Linked DNA regions of Mus musculus: regions 2 and 3 are each linked to region 1. A link is a loop called in an ENCODE intact Hi-C map of the cell type or tissue named here. Cell type or tissue: left cerebral cortex. All regions are shown on one strand.

Region 1 (2,500 bases):
TTTTAAATCTGATATTGTCTTATATTTTTGGTTGTGAGCCTAGCCTTTAACGGCTGAGCCATCTCTCCAGCCTGATATTGTCTTATCTGCATTAAATTATGGTACTCCAGAGGTAATTGGTAGTGTAATATTTATCTCTCTGGCTAGAATAAAGCTCTTTGGGTCAACTGTTTCCTACTGTATCCCTCAAATGCAGAAAGCGGAGCAGATTTGCAGTGAACATAATGCCTTTGTGCTGTACCGACATGTTTACAGGATGAAAATGCCCTCAGACACTAGCTGCGTTCTCAGCATCATTCTGCCAGGTCAAACATGAGGCATCTGCGTACTTGGACCTGAATCCCAGATGCCATCAGCATGAGAAGAGGGCCACCCATGGAAGAGGCACAAACTGTTGTTAACGGGCAGTGCGATTCAGCCCAGCTTCTCTGGCAGTGACAGAGGACAAGTGTGGGAGTGGGAGTGCCGTCAGCCCAGACTGCCCTCTGCCCTCCGCTGCTGTGTTTCCTCAGAATCCCCAGCTCTTAAGATCCTCCAGGCCTTCTCCCTTAACCAGCAAGCCTTCTCATTAAGAAGCCTCCTTAAGCTGCCGTTTGAAATATTTACTCTTTCATCCAACAGATTTCTTTCTCAGACTCGTTGCACACTGTGTCTGCGTTCTAGTTTTTCCTTTCAAGAGCACCAAGATGTTAGGTTTTCATAAGAACGTGTTTATCTTGCCCCTTCAATTTCTATGCTTCGTGTCTGCAGATTTACCTCAGCTGCGTGAAGCCTCAGAGGCCTAGACAGTTCCCCATCCCCTTCGTAATCACCAGCAGCATCCCAGGAGTTTGGTGGTCTTTCACTTAGGATTCAGGAGACAGCAGGCTTTAGTGGGGAGAGAGAGGAGCCAGGGTTTAAAGAGCAGGAAACCCTGGTCCAGGCACAGTGTCCTTTAGGCTTGTCTGTATCAAATTCTGTGCTTATTTGCTTCTGGCTGCATTCACAAAGTCAGAAAATACAATACATTTCCATTTCATTCCACCCTTTTCAACATTTTTTACAGAAAGAAAGGAGCTGGCTGGGTTTCCATGGTAACACAAGTGTGACAGTTGAGGCTATCTGGATATAGGTGAGAGATCCCTCTTCAGATCCAGTGGAGAAAAGAGAAATTAAGTTTTCATTTTTTTTCCTTTCTCACCCAGCAACACACTTCTAAAGCCGAAGGGACCCTGTGGTGACAGTGTTCAGTGCTCGGTCTCCACTGTCACGCAGGTTCACACATCTGAGGCAAGACTGAATTTCTTATCACATTTTTCTTTTGTCTTTCCCCCAAACACATGATTGAAGACTTAAGCTTTTGGAATCAGAGTTGGAACAGTACTTATATAGACATAGACACGAACATAATTAAGATCAGGATATAGACACCAATATTTCCCCCAAATCTTCAATTTTATTTTATTCTTATACTGGGAATAGAACCTCAGCCTTGATAAACAGGCCTCACTAAGTTTCCCAGTTTGGCCTTGAACTCATGCAGCCTAGGCATGTTTGAATTTTGAACACTTTTGTGCTTAGAAATCCTGGTAATTGGGTTTAGAGCTATACACCACCACATTCTACCCTGACGCCCTTCTAATTATAGCAACTCACCTTTCAAGCAATAGTCTACATGCCACCACAAACCAGGACTGTATCCTCATCCAAGCCATAACAGGTAAGAAAATATATTCCTGATCATAATTTTTGTTTTATATATTAGTAACAAGAAAGCAACAAACAAACAAAGAAACAAAACAAAACAACTACTTTCATAAGATGAAAAACAGGCCTGTCAGAATGGGAAACAGACAGACTACAGATACCACACCATAGGCTGCCATCTTTATACCTCATGAAAATGTAGAAAGGCTTATGAAATGTCAGGGAGAAAAGCCTGAGAAATGCTAGGACATGTGACTAGCAACCCACCCACAACTTTGTGACAATGTCTATTATGTTTACTTTAGTTGACAGACTCCCAACTCTGGGGGAACTAGGAATCACAAAAAGATTTGCTTAGCTCCTGGATCCAAAATCCTAAGACAAGCCCACACCACAGACCACTGCCTATCTAGATTTTCAGCCCACACAGTACTAGATAGATAGACTATGCACTAGACAGTGCATAGATAGATAGACTATAGTAGACAGTGAATAGGTAGACTATGTACTAGACAGTGCATAGATAGACCATGTAGTAGGTAGGGCACAAACTACCCAATAGTTACTTCAGTTGCCAACTGAACAGGATGAAAATGCACCCAGGGCAGTGGGGCACTCTGGGGCATGTCTGTAAGGAGTTTTCAGAGGAGTGGCTGAGGGCAGGGAAGAAGAACCTTGAATGCATTTCCACCCACCCCACCAGCTAGGGTACTGGACTGAAAAAAGGGGGAAGAGGAGAACTGCCATTCAGAACTCCCTTCTTCCAGAGTGTCAGAGATGTGAGTGAACAGCCTCCCACTCTGGCCACAGGCAG
Region 2 (2,500 bases), 330 kb after region 1:
TGTGTCAAGCTGACACATGAGGCAAGCTACGGCAGTAGGCAATCTCCATTTTTGGTCAGTTATGTTGAAGCTCTTGACTCTGCGAGTGAGTAACTCAAGCCAGATCCTGGTGGAAAGGGCTTCTTTTTCTCCCCATGCCCCTGATTTTTTTCAGCTTTTTATTCTAACTTAACATCCCTAGAGAAGGGGCTCAGTGGTAAAGGGCATTGCTGCTTTTACAGAGGGTGAAGGTACATTTCCCAGCATTCACAGGGCAGCTCCTAACCCACCCTAACTCCAATTCCAAGGGACTCAATGCCTCTTCTGGCACCTGGTTTGCACATGGTGCACACACATACATGCAGGCAACCATCCATACTGTAATAGGACCCCAGACCTTAGCACAACTGACTCCATTAAAACCCAGCATGTAGACAGTACCATCAGCCAAAACAAAAACAAAAACTTAATCCATCAAAGTCCATAGCTCTGGGAAAGTCACTAACTGTACTAACCTTGCTTTTTGGCTTCTGTAGTTCTGCTTCTGGCTAACTGTTCTTGTCAACTGAAGAATCTCAACCCAGAACATGTTTTTTTGTTTTTTGTTTTTTGGTTTTTTTTTGGGGGGGGGGTGTTGGTTTGTTTTTGTTTTTGTTTTTTATGCTTAAAAGCTCACCCTGGGAATAGCTGTGGGTTACACTGGGAAGACTTTTTATTGACTTAAACCTATATCCAACAAGTCTTCTCTAATGGATATCCCACAACAATACATGTAAAAAATAATAATAATAACATTTAAAACCACCAACTGGGGCTGGAGAGATGGCTTAGTGGTTAACAGCACTTGGTGCTCCTTCAAAGTATCCAGGTTTGATTCCAAGCACCTACGTGACAGCTCACAACTGCCTGTTAACTCCAGTTCCAGGGAATCCAAGACACTCTTCTGGCCTCTGAGGGCACAGGTCATGCTCATGGTTCCCACATATGCATGCAGGCCAAACACTCATACACATAAAACAAAATAAAATAAAATAACTACCTAATACCAAAATGACATATGACCCAAAAGCCCCAGGCTAACCTTCTTACTCCAAATCGCCCCTTAGGGCTGACAACCCATATGTTTTCTGCTTTGTCTCTTTTTCCTCAAATTGCTGACTAAACTTCATCAACAGGAGGGAGGAGGCGGAGGCCCATATGACTGGAGCATCCCTTTCCAGAGAATCAGAGCCTTGAAAACAAGGACTTGTACCACCCCCTCCCACAGGTGGCCCTGTGCCCAGTCAGAGCCTCACACACCATGCCTGAATCGGCTGCAAATGATGTAGGAGATAAACGTAGCAACCCACAGGCCTTGAAGATGGCAGCTTCACAGAATTCATACGGCCCGCAGTAGCTTAAAACTGAAGCAGGAACTAAGATGCTCTGCCTAGGAGAAGCATGCTACATGGCTTAAGTGATTGTCCTAGTTACAGTCACTACTGCTGAGATGACACGCCGTGACCAAAGCAATGTGGGGAGGAAAGGGTTTATTTGGCTTACACTTCCACATCGTTCTCCATTGTGGAGCGGTGAAGCATGCCACCAGACAGAAAACCTGGTAAGGCTGGGCGGATTCAGGAATCCTCATCATTGAGAATGGTACTTAAATCTACTCCCAACCAGGCTCCTGTTCTGGAACGTGTGACCACGACACCCCATTGAGTAACTTAGGGACAACACCTGAAGTTCTTCCTCGTGCAGATGAGGCATCCCTAGAGTCTCAGACCAAGCCCATAGAGCGCATCTGCCTCTAGATCCCAACCCACACCCAAATGTTGATAAGGTCCTATCCACAAGGAATGAAGTGCATGAGTTATTTCACCAAAGATCGTCTGAGAGTGCATATCTCATCGAACTGTAACACTCCAGAGAAGAGTATTCTCTTCCGAAGCTGACATGGCTGGACGCTGCTCGAGCAGCTGCAGCCACTTCCTGTCCAGTGGCCCCGACTTTGGCTCCTAGCCTCCCTACTACCTCCCACCTCCTGCAGCCCCAGAAGAGGCCCAGCAGCCAGCCCTGCTCCCGCTACCCCTTGGAGACCTGCAACTCTTTGGCCTCTTCGGCTGGGCCAGAGCCCCACAAATCCATATGGATAACACCCAATATGTAGACCAGCTGAAGGAAACCAGGACAGGAACTAGAATTAGGCAGGATCCTGGAGGCAGGAGCTGATTCAGAGCCGGTGGAGGAGTACTGCCTTGCTTATCGTGGCTTGCTCAGCCTGCTTTCTTCCCAGGACCTCCAGCCCAGGGATGGCATCACCTACAATGGGCTGGGCCCCCCAGCACTGATCACTAATGCAGCCGGATTTATGGCAACATTTTCTTAATTGAGGTTCCCTCCTTTCAGATGACCCTAGTTTGGGTCAAGTTGACATAAAACTAGCCAGAAAAGAGAACAGGGATGAAAGTTGCTGGCACCTGAAAGACATGAAGTCTTTGCTCTACAAGAAACCCCGTGGAATGATCACAGTCAGCTA
Region 3 (2,500 bases), 97 kb after region 1:
AAAAAGCCACCATAGGGGGCTCCCTGCCTCCTATGGTCAGTATCAATAGCATTATCAACAGAGACTTAAAAATCAATGACACAGCTATGCCAGACATAAGAGAGCAGCTGTGTTCATCGGTATCAATGGGAACTTGTTAGAGAGGACCATAATGCTTAGCATATTTTAGGTGCTATCAAATACACATACATACATACACACATACACATATATACATACACATACATAATACACTACACACATATACATCATACACATATATACATACACATTCACACATATATACACACATATACACTTATATACATACACATTCACACACACACATATATACATACACACACACATATATATACATATATGTATATATATACATATATATACATATACATATACATATACATATACATACACATACACATACACATACACATACACATACACATACACATACACATACACATACACATACACATATATATATATATATATATATATATATATATATATATATATATATACATACATATATGGAGTGGAGAACAAAGTATATGGACAAGTACATGCATGCCTGCCTTAGGGGCAGAACAGGCATTATGTGGAAAGCAGAGCCAGCCCCCAGGTGAAGAGAATAAATAACACAGGAATCCCAGGGGCAGGAGCTAGCTTGGTATATTTGCCATTTTCCACTTAGACCCCCAGGAAGTGATAGTCATCGAAGTGAGCTATAGACAAGATCGCTGTGGCCAAGAACCAGGATCGGCTCTAGCAACCCAGCACATCTGCAGCTGGAATCTGCTTCTAGCTCTGATTCTGACTAAGGGGGACTGGAGCCTCATTTGTCCTGATGACCTAGGATGACGCCCCAAGTGCCATCCACGATACATACACTGATTAGCAAGGCATGAGGTGGCCACTGATGGATCTGGGGAAGGAGGAAGGCATGTGACTGTCCTCTAGAAGAGAATGTTACATGATAGAAACAGTAAAGCTACAAACAATGACTAACTGATGCTTATCCAGTTCCTTCCACACAGTGACTGACCTCTGTCACAGGTCCCCTAGTCCTTAACCAGCTGCATGGTAAACATTGTCACCTCTAACAATAGAGAAGAAAGCCCTCCCTCACACTCTGTTCTTTCCAACCTACTAGCCACTAAAGTTCTTTTGAGTAATTTTAAAATAAAATTAAAACATATTTAAATTACTCTGTGTTATCCAGAAATCATTTGCATCATGTAGAATGCATGTAGAATGTGCTTATTTTAGAAACAATGGCATTTTTCTCTTGAGTCATGAGTCCAGGAACATTTTTTTTTAACTCACTAAGCCACTGCACACATCTCTGACTCTTGCTACAGGGTGAGCATTTGGTCACCACCCCACAGCTATGAACTCCTGAAATAGGTCTAGATGGCTAATTTTAAATTTAAAATTACACTTTGCTGCCTGCTTAGCTAGCCTTGGGTGTTTCTGGTTGGTGACACTATCTAAAGCTACATTATCTTGGACTGTTATTATCGAAGAAAGAGCAACATCTAGAGCAGAGATAAGGGACCAGGGGAGAGAAGAGTGAGGAGCTGAAGGGAAGAGGAGGGGAGACAGGAAGGAAAAGAGGCAGTGAGAGGTACAGACCATCCCTGCTCTCTCAGGGACCACTGAGGCAGACCCAGGATTCTGTTTGTTGGCCACTGGACTCTGCACCCCAGGACACCCTGACCCCAATCTGCCTGTTTGCCCTGGGAAGGTCACCTACAATGGAGGGGCAAAGAAAAAATACTAAGACAGAGCAAAGGGACAATGCAAAGAGGAACAAAAGGAGGTTAGGCACCGGGGACCTGAGTCATGGCTTTGGAAACCAAGAGGTTTGTAAACGGAAGCCTGGGGACCCTTCAGGAAGTGGTTGTCACCTGTGCTCTGCTGTGCTCAGCAGAACAGAGAGCTGCTGACAGAGGAAAGAAGGAAAAGCAGCTGTTTGGGGATCAGAAAGATCTGGTTCTAGTTTCCGAGCAGTCACCAAGTCACGTGCCTGAGCACGGAAGTCAACACACAGAGACCGAGCCTCATCTTCCGAATCAGGACCTTGGGAAGATGACTTTGATCTTAGCATCCGCGCGCCTCTTCCTTGCCCCTTCAGTTAGCAGCATGCTTCACTTGTGTTCTAGAGTGAAACCTAAAGCCAACTCCAACCTGTGAGGTCATGGGGCACTCTTAGCCCATGCACCCTAAGGATGAAGCACAAGAGGGCCCCCATTAACAAGGCCACCACAGGACTGTAGGTGAGTATCTCCCATGAACTAAACGTATTTCTTTATTCATAAAAGTCAAACATCACCTCTTTTTGATGCATGCCACAAGGAAATCTAAGCAATGCAAACACTAAAGCTACATGAAGATCAGGAATAAGGTTTAGAACTTTGCCTACGTGGTCTAAAGAATGATCGACTCTTAGGCAATACTTAAAGATAGATCGTAAGTGTTAGCATTTTGTCTAAGCTCT

The links. A loop is a pair of places that touch in the nucleus more often than their neighbours do. Peaks named below come from ENCODE experiments on the same cell type or tissue, not always from the same donor. Only the 100,000 strongest peaks of a DNase experiment are listed, where the experiment ranks them.
Region 2: it touches region 1 in a loop (3-fold over the local background); 3 of 42 quality-filtered maps call a loop at or near these places.
Region 3: a loop joins it to region 1, with 2.3 times the contacts of the local background. A loop is called at or near these places in 5 of 42 quality-filtered maps.

The regions. Positions count from the first base shown.
Region 1 is chr14:120,473,337-120,475,836 of GRCm38, forward strand. No RefSeq gene overlaps it. Among named protein-coding and RNA genes, the nearest start is that of Rap2a, 3.9 kb to the right of the region's middle. In left cerebral cortex, no CTCF peak of the experiment used is centred here; DNase peaks (open chromatin) are centred at 447 and 1,064; H3K27ac peaks cover 1,598 bases.
Region 2 is chr14:120,808,293-120,810,792 of GRCm38, forward strand. No RefSeq gene overlaps it. Among named protein-coding and RNA genes, the nearest start is that of Gm41253, 3.3 kb to the left of the region's middle. In left cerebral cortex, no CTCF peak of the experiment used is centred here; a DNase peak (open chromatin) is centred at 1,250; H3K27ac peaks cover 537 bases.
Region 3 is chr14:120,570,496-120,572,995 of GRCm38, forward strand. No RefSeq gene overlaps it. Among named protein-coding and RNA genes, the nearest start is that of Gm41252, 6.8 kb to the right of the region's middle. In left cerebral cortex, no CTCF peak of the experiment used is centred here; a DNase peak (open chromatin) is centred at 1,262.